Regions from separate parts of the Homo sapiens genome. Here region 2 is linked to region 1. Evidence: chromatin contacts called from ENCODE Hi-C or POLR2A ChIA-PET data. All regions are on one chromosome and are shown on one strand. The core of a region is the stretch at or near the end of the contact, and the rest is flanking DNA. Distances in the headings are between cores, read along the strand shown.

What was found. A loop is a pair of places that touch in the nucleus more often than their neighbours do. ChIA-PET counts read pairs that join two places held with the same protein, here RNA polymerase II (POLR2A). Pooled maps may share reads with other maps.
Region 2: a map of psoas muscle shows a loop between it and region 1 (2.1-fold over the local background). The contact joins two enhancer-like sites. A Hi-C loop is called at or near these places in 1 of 168 maps with a recorded cell type or tissue (psoas muscle) and 1 of 50 pooled maps. POLR2A ChIA-PET finds 5 or more read pairs at or near these places in 1 of 52 experiments (HCT116).

What each region holds. Positions count from the first base shown.
Region 1 is chr1:236,621,698-236,625,791 of GRCh38, forward strand. No RefSeq gene overlaps it. Among named protein-coding and RNA genes, the nearest start is that of HEATR1, 19 kb to the left of the region's middle. Within about 2 kb of position 2,139, at least 2 of the 41 ENCODE cell types and tissues checked have a DNase peak (open chromatin) inside an H3K27ac peak, as active enhancers do.
Region 2 is chr1:236,655,632-236,659,725 of GRCh38, forward strand. No RefSeq gene overlaps it. Among named protein-coding and RNA genes, the nearest start is that of ACTN2, 29 kb to the right of the region's middle. Within about 2 kb of position 1,985, at least 2 of the 41 ENCODE cell types and tissues checked have a DNase peak (open chromatin) inside an H3K27ac peak, as active enhancers do.

The DNA of each region.
Region 1 (4,094 bases), core at 889-3,388:
TATGTTTATTTCTAAACAGGCTGTGGAAAATGACCAAACACACACACATACACACACACACACACACACACACGCGCGTGAGGATTGTGGGATTGCGGCATCCAAGTAAGACTCACTTTTAATTTCATTTTCTGTGCTTCACCTGATCTAGGCAGCCACAGGTAAAGCCTTTGCTCTCTCTAAGTTTTGGTTGTCTCTGTGTGCCAGGAAGGAGCATGGAGGCCAATAACATCATGGTACTCTTTTTTGAGACCATAAGGCAGAGGAACCTGGGTGGAACATGCATTGCTAAAATGTACACATCCTCCTATGTAAGTTGACTTTGAATGCATGAGTGGGTCTAGTTTCCCTGACCTCAAGATGCTAAGAAGAAACTGTGACAGATGGACTGTAAGGCAGACCCCATAACCTCTGTGCTGATTTCCATGCCTTTATCGAATCCCCTCCTCTTGAGTGTATGTGGGACCTGTGATTTGCTTCTAACCAATAGATTATGGCAAAGGTGACAGGATGTATGGGATTATATATATGGGATTATATTACATAAGCATGTAATATCCATCTTGCACAGAGTCTTTCTCCCTTGCTGGCTTCAAGAAAACAAGCTACTGTTTGGAAGCATTCTTCAGCCTCCAGCTAGAAAGATACTGTGACCCTCAGTCCAACAGCCCACAGAGAACTGAATGCTGTCAACAACCACAAGAGCTTGGAAGCAGATCCTCTCTCAGTTGAACCTGTAGTTCTAGCTGATGCCTATTGTAGCTTTATGAGACCCTGAAGCTGACGACCCAGCTAAGCCGTGCCTGGACCCACAGAAACTATTAAACAATAAATACATGTTGTGTTAAGCCATGAAACTTGTAGTAATATTGTTACACAGCAGTGGACAACTAGAACAGATTTCAGTACCAGAAGTGGGGTGCTTCCATAACGAAAAACTAACAATGGAAAGTGACCCTTGCACTTATTTGCTTTGCAAACAAGCAGGGGATGGAGGCTGGAAGTATTTTGAGGAGAATGCTAAGGAAAGCCTGCCTTGTAAGTAGAAATCTAGACACAAAGGATGCTGCTAGTAAGGGCTCAAAAGGAAGTAAGGAGGTGATGAGTATAGTATTGGAAACTGGAGGAAGGGGGAATCTATGTCACAAAGTGGCAGAAAATTGTTGCCAGTAATTATGTGAAAAGCAGAGCATGCAATTGATGAACTTGGTTATTTAGCTGATGAGATTTCCAAGCAAAATGTTGAAGGTGTCTCCTGCCTTATTCTTGCTGCTTATAGCAAAATGTGAGAGGAGAGAGACAAACTGAGGGAAGAATGATTAAACAGAATGGAACCAGGACTTCATGATTTTGGTAAACAGAATGGAACCAGGACTTCATGATTTTGGAGACTCTCAGCGTTTCCAGATGGCAAAGATGTTAAGATAAAGAAATGGCTTCTGAGAACAGTTAGGACTGTAAGGTATGAAGATAAAGCTGAGGATGCTACTGTATCATCTTTTGTTAAGACCTCAGAAAGATCAGAGGATCAGAGAAGCATTCAGTCACACAAAGGACTTTCAAGAAATTAAGCATGTGCCTCATGGAACCTTTCCATCAAAACTGAGAGCCTCCAGGCAGCTTAAGAGTGTTGTCTTTCAGCCCTCTCATCAGGGACCTACAATTGAGGTCTCGACAAGGTCTGTGGATGTGATCTTTGCCTGATAGAGTGAAAACCAGGAAAATTCACAGGAAACCCACTAAGTATTTGAGGAAAGAGTATTTCAGCAAGACACTGCCAGCTTTGAAGGGACAAAGAGTACGAAATGAGAGGAGGATGTCAGTCCTTCCAAATCCTACTGGCAGGAAGCAGACCAATAAAACTATTCAGTTGCAAACACACGTTACCTTTCATGAAAAAAGGATGACTCAGAGGGTAGAACCAAGAATCCGATGGGTGGAGCCAAGTGCTACAAAGAATTATTCTCAAGCCTTGAAATCTAAAAAAGAAACTCCCAATATTTGCTTGATTGGATTTCAGAATTTCTACTCACAAGTCACTTATTTATATCTTTTATTTTGGCTCCTTTTGAATGGGAATGTTTATAGCTGTTATAATAGATCTATACCACCATTCTATGTTGGGTGTGGGGAGTGGGGACCAGATAACTTGCCTCTCATGGGAAACAGAACTTAATCTAATCTTCTGAGGAATGTTGATGGATATGACTAACCATATGTACTGTTAAGTAGACACAGTGCTCAAGATAACCCTAAGCAGTACTGATAGAGAATTATGAAAACAGGACATCAAGCCAGGCAATGGTGACTCATACCTGTAAACCCGGCATTTTGAAAGGCTGAAGTGGGCAGATCACTTGAACCCAGGAGTTGAGACCAGCCTGGGCAACATAGCAAAACCCCATCTCTACCAAAATAAAAACTAAAAAACAAAAATTAGCTGGGCTTGGTGATGTGTGCCTGTAGTCCCAGCTTACTAGGGAGGCTGAGGTGGGAGGATTGCTTGAACCCAGGAGGTTGAGGCTGCAGTGAGCCATGATCATGCCACTGCACTCCAGCCTGGGTGGCAGAGTGAGACCCTGTCTCCGAAAAAGGAAATAGGACATTAGAGTAAGCTTAATGTAACTACTGATGCTTGTTGAATAACTGATGAGTATTTACAAAGGTAGAGATGAGGTATAACAATTGTAGATTTAATTCTAGATAGGTAGAGCTGAAAATTCCCTAGAAATTTATAGCCACTCATGACTACCTGCATGCATGCATTTTGGATGTTTTTTGTGGATGCATGCGCTTTTGCTTGATAGTGAATTTAGCTAATTCTGTATTTATGAACTGGCATACTTTTGTGGATCTTGATTTCTTTTTCCCCCAACTTCTAGTTTTATAGACTCACAGATGGAGAGGAACCAGATCTAAAGAGCCTCACCTGCACCTGGATCTTATTTAGATTTTGAAATTCTGAATTCAAGCACACATTGCAGTGGGATGAGACTCTTAGGAACCTTAAGAGGGGTGAATATATTTTCATGTGGGAGAGGCATGAATCACTGGGAATCAGGGCAGACTGTGGCATATTGATTCTAAAAATGACCTCCGTAATCCCTGCCTCCTGGATTTAATCCCTTCCCTTGAGTGTAGGTGGGACCTGCGACTTGATTCAATCCACAGAATACAGCCTGCATGACAGAATATGTGTGATTACATGTAAGTGATTACATTACATATGATTGTAACATCAATCTTTCCAGGAGACTCTACTTTGCTGGCTTTGAGAAAACAAATGATTCTGGAAAGATTAATATGGCAAGGACCTAAGGAACTCCTTCAGCTAATACCCAGCAAGAAACAGAGGCCTTTAGTCCAATGGTCCACAAAGAAACAAATGCTACTAACAACCACATGAGCTCGGAAGCAGATCCTTCCCCAGTCGAGTCTCAGAAAAGCCTGCAGCCCAGATGACATCTTGATCACAATTTTGTGAGGCCCTAAGACAGAGGACTCAGTCTAGTTGTGTCTGGAATCCTGAACCTCAGAAACTGTGAAATAATAAGTTTATGTTGTTTTAAGCCAGCAAGTTTGTGATAATATTGTTACACAGCAAAAGAAAAAACTAATATAAAGTTTAACAATGCCTCGAGTGTTTACTGATCCTGTGACAAGGAAAGTAAGAAGAAACAGAACAGAAGACTTTGTCCATGATCCTTACTGGAATTGTTAACTTGCCTGCTTCTACACTGCCAACCACAGGAGTAGAGACAGCTTTAGCTTTCATTACATGAAAAGTACTGCCAACTTGGGTAATTCAATATAAGACCAGAGCCTTCAGGGAGCCAACAAAGAAAAATACATCTTATTTAAGGAGAACGACCAGTCAAAAAGAAGAATATAAGTCAAAACTAACAGAACATTTATTAATCAGGATAGAGTAGCTGAAAAAGATAGACAACATCTTGAATTGTAAAAAATAGTAAAAGTGAGCTAGGCATGGTGGCTTTTGCCTGTAATCAGCTACTTGGGGGCTGAGGTGGGAGGATCACTAGAGGCCAGGAGTTCAAGACCAGCCTGGACAACATAGAAAGACCCAGTCTCTG
Region 2 (4,094 bases), core at 735-3,234, 34 kb after region 1:
GATGCCCCACAAATATCAGGCAGGATCCACATTCTGATGTGGTTTTCATGCTATGCTCTTAGATAAACTCCGTAGCTCCGCGTGGTGAACTTAGGTGTTCTGCTCATAAATTCAAAGAAAAAAGATTGTTTCTTAACAGCCAGGAAAAAATCTTTTAATGGGTTGGGTTTACTCAACTTTTAACTATTTTTTTCCATAATTTTGTAAAGGATTTGCAAACTTGAGTTGGCCATAGACAAAATGAGTAAAAGTTTAGCAAATAAGTAAAAACAAGAGGCCGTGCGTAGTGGCTCATGCCTGTAATCTCATCACTTTGGGAGGCTGAGGCAGGATGATTGCTTGGGGCCAGGAGTTCAAGACCACCCTGGCCAACATAGTGAGACCCATCTCTTCAAAATAAATAAATAATAAAAACAAGAAACTTGGCTGGGCATTGTGGCTCACGCCTATAATCCCAGTGCTTTGGGAGGCTGAGGTGGTTGAATCACCTGAGGTCAGGAGTTCAAGACCAGCCTGGTCAACATGGTGAAACCCCATCTCTACTAAAAATATAAAAATTAGCCAAGCAGTGGTTGTGGATGCTTGTAATCCCGGCTACTTGGGAGGCTGAGGCAGGAGAATCACTTGAACCTGGGAGGCGGAGGTTGCAGAGAGCCGAGGTCGTGCCATTGCACTCCAGCCTGGGCAACGAGAGCAAAACTCTGCCTAAAAAACAAAAAACAAAACCCAAGAAACTCATGCTTTGGTAGGTTTTCTGTTTGCTTTTTTATGTTTCTATTTATAGTTGTGATTTTATATAGCATCATCTGTTAAATAGAGTTATCCTTTTAGTCAAACTGTCTTGGTTTTGACAAGGGAATTGAATGCAAATGATGTGGCTGGAGCTGCTCCTTGGGAAAGTCCAGTCTGCATGGGATGAATTCGATTCCCACCGGAGGCAGGTAGGATTCCACAATCATCCAGAGATGCAGTGATTAGCAGCAACTCTTCACTCTTTTGAGTTCTTACTCCACAGCCATACCAGGGTAAACAAGCAATCAATATTAGTTCTTGACACTGATTTGTAGCTGCTACTCCCCAAGGAGGTGGTAGCCAATAGACAGATGTTCCTAACATCTCTCTCACCTTGGACCCAACAGGCAGGGTAAGTTGTGCCGGCATGACTCCAGGGAACACCATTCACTTCAGGGGCATCAGAAATGTATATGGAGGCTGGGCATGGTGGCTCATGCTTGTAATCCCAGCACTTTGGGAGGCCAAGGCAGGAGGATCTCTTGAGCCCAGGAGCTTGAGACAAGCCATGGTGACATAGTGAGACTTCTCTATCAAAAAAAAAAAAAAAAAAGCCAACAACAAAAAGAAATTTATGTGGAGATGATGACAATTTTCTGGCTTATGGCTTCAAAGTGTCCTGAGGAAGGGGATCTCATTTGTAATTTGCGCAAAGTCTCCTTTTATGCAAACAGTGGGGCTGGGGGGATATGACCCTTGAGAGGAAAGAGGGCTACATTTCTTGGTGTTTTTAGAGTGGTATTAGCTAACTAGTTCCCTTCATCTCCAGTCTGCTAACATCAGCATCATGCCACGCGATCCTTACTGCGACTGGCATCCTAAACACTAGTGGAATCACGCCACCCTTAGCAAGTACGTCCTTGTGAGCCCTAGCTGCCATTTCCAGACCAAGAGACTCTTTCTTGGTCAATGCGATAACATCTTAATTTTGGCAATGGCTCTTTCAGTCTCCCATTCCTTATGTCCTCTTGGCAAAGCTTGTCTACCCCAGGGAAGCAAAATAAATGGATTTTAGCTTTGTAATTCCCCGTGCTGTTGACACTGACAACTACAGGACTATATAAAACCCAAGTGCCATTATCAGCTCTGACCAAAAGGAAAACAAGTCCAAGAGGTGTGCCAGGGTAGGAATTCCCATCCTAAAAAAAGATACGGATGTCTTCATTTCGCTGGTGAGCAGCCTTAGCCTTGACTATGTGCGGTCAGCTTGGCCGTGTAGTTGGAGTCGTGCTTGGGTGTGCTTTCAGGTTAGGCACCTAAAATATCTCTCCTTTTTTTTTTTTTTTTTTTTTTTTTTTTTGAGATGGAGCCTTGCTTGGTCTCCCAGGCTGGAGCGCAGTGGTGCGATCTTGGCACAATGCAACCTCTGCCTTTCAGGTTCAAGCAATTCTCCTGCCTCAGCCTCCCAAGTAGCTGGGATTACAGGTGCCTGTCACCATGCCCAGATGATTTTTGTATTTTCAGTAGAGACAGGGTTTCACCATGTTGACCAGGCTGGTCTCCAACTCCCAACTTTCAGTGATCTGCCCGTCTCGGTCTCCCAAAGTGTTGGGATTACAGATGTGAGCCACCGTGCCCAGCCTCTCCTCTTAAGGGTAAGATTATGTAGCAGCCCAGTCTGAGAGACAGGCCAGGCAGACAATTCTGTACACACTATAATTCAAAGGGTGAAGTCCTCCACCCTCAAAAAATCATGTATATTTATACAACAAGATTGCTTTCTCCCTGGAGGTATTCTTCTTTTGAAAGGCAGGTGTTCCTGCTAGCAATCCTGGAGAGGCTCATGCCTGTGTTCCCAGCACTTTGGGAAGCCAGGGTGGGAGGATTGCTTGAGGGCAGAAGTTCAAGACCAGGCTGGGCAACGTAGCAAGATCCTGTCTCAACAAAAAATTAAAAAATTAGCCAGGCATGGTGGTGCACACTTACAGCCCTGCCTACTAGACAGGCTGAGGTGGGAGGATCAGTTGAGCCTAGGAGTTCAAGGTTATAGTGAGCTCTGATTACACCACTCACACTTCAGCCTGGGCGGCGTCAGACACAAAATCAGCCGGCACCTTGATCTTGGACTGCCCAGTCTCCACAACTGTGAGAAATACGTTTCTGTTGTTTAAGCAATCCAGACTGTGGTGATTTGTTAAAGCTGACTAAGACAGTATTTGCTATCAAGAAGGGGGGTGCTCCTATACCAATTCCTAGAAATGTAAAAGTGGCTTTGGAACTTTGAAAGAAGGCAAGAGATGGAGGAGAGGTTCTCAGAGAGGACAGATGAGACCAGATCTCACTCTGCCCTGTGTCGGCCTAGGGTTTGGCCACATGGGCACACCAGCCTCTTCTGGGTAGATTAGCAGACGGGCAAGATGCAGGTAACCAAAAGAACAATTTCTATATAAATCTGTTTCTTTGGGTGTAGAAGTAGCTTGAAGGTTTTTAGGAGTTTTTCAGGTGCCTTTCTAAAATGACCTTTGTGCATTTGAAAAACCAAAACCATGAATGGAATCCGCTACATAATTTAGGGGGTCCAATGCAAAATGAAAATGTGGGGGTATCTTGTTCAAACATTAAGAATTTCAGGTTGTTGGTAACAGCCGAGCACTAAATCAAGCACAGGACCCTTGAGGGTGAGGTCTGAGACTGTAGGACTACGCAGGCTGTGCACCCATGAAACAGCCGTGAATAAGGTTTGTTCACTCTCTCTCTTGGCCAGAGTTTTCTTTTCTTTTCCTTTTCTTTCCTTTTCTTTTTTTTTTGTTTTTTTTTTTGAGGCAGGGTCTCAATATGTTGCCCAGGCTGGAGTGCAGTGGTATGATCTCAGCTCACTGCAACCTCCACCTCCTGGGCTCAAGCCATCCTCCCACCTCAGCCTTCCAAGTAGCTGGGACTACACCTGTGCACCACCACACCAGGCTAATTTTTTTCTATTTTTTGTGGAGACTGGGTTTCACCAGGTTGCCTAGGCTCTCTCGAACTCCTGAGCTCCGCCTTGGCCTCCCAAGTGCTGGGATTATAGGCGTGACCCAACACACCTGGCCATGGCAAGAGTTTTCTTACCTGCCATAAATTAGTGGTTCTTAGGCTGTGGTCCCCTGGAGAGGACCATCAGCAACATCTGAGAACTTGTTAGAAATGCCAAACCTTGAGCCCCAATCTGTGTTTTAACGAGATCACCTCCAGGTGATTCTGTCTCATGGCCAAGTTTGAGAGCCGCTAACACAGGCAATGACTAGAATGATAGATTTTGGAATAGAAGCGATCTTTGGGATCATGTGGGCTACCCACATGAGGATTTCCTTATTATGAGGGAA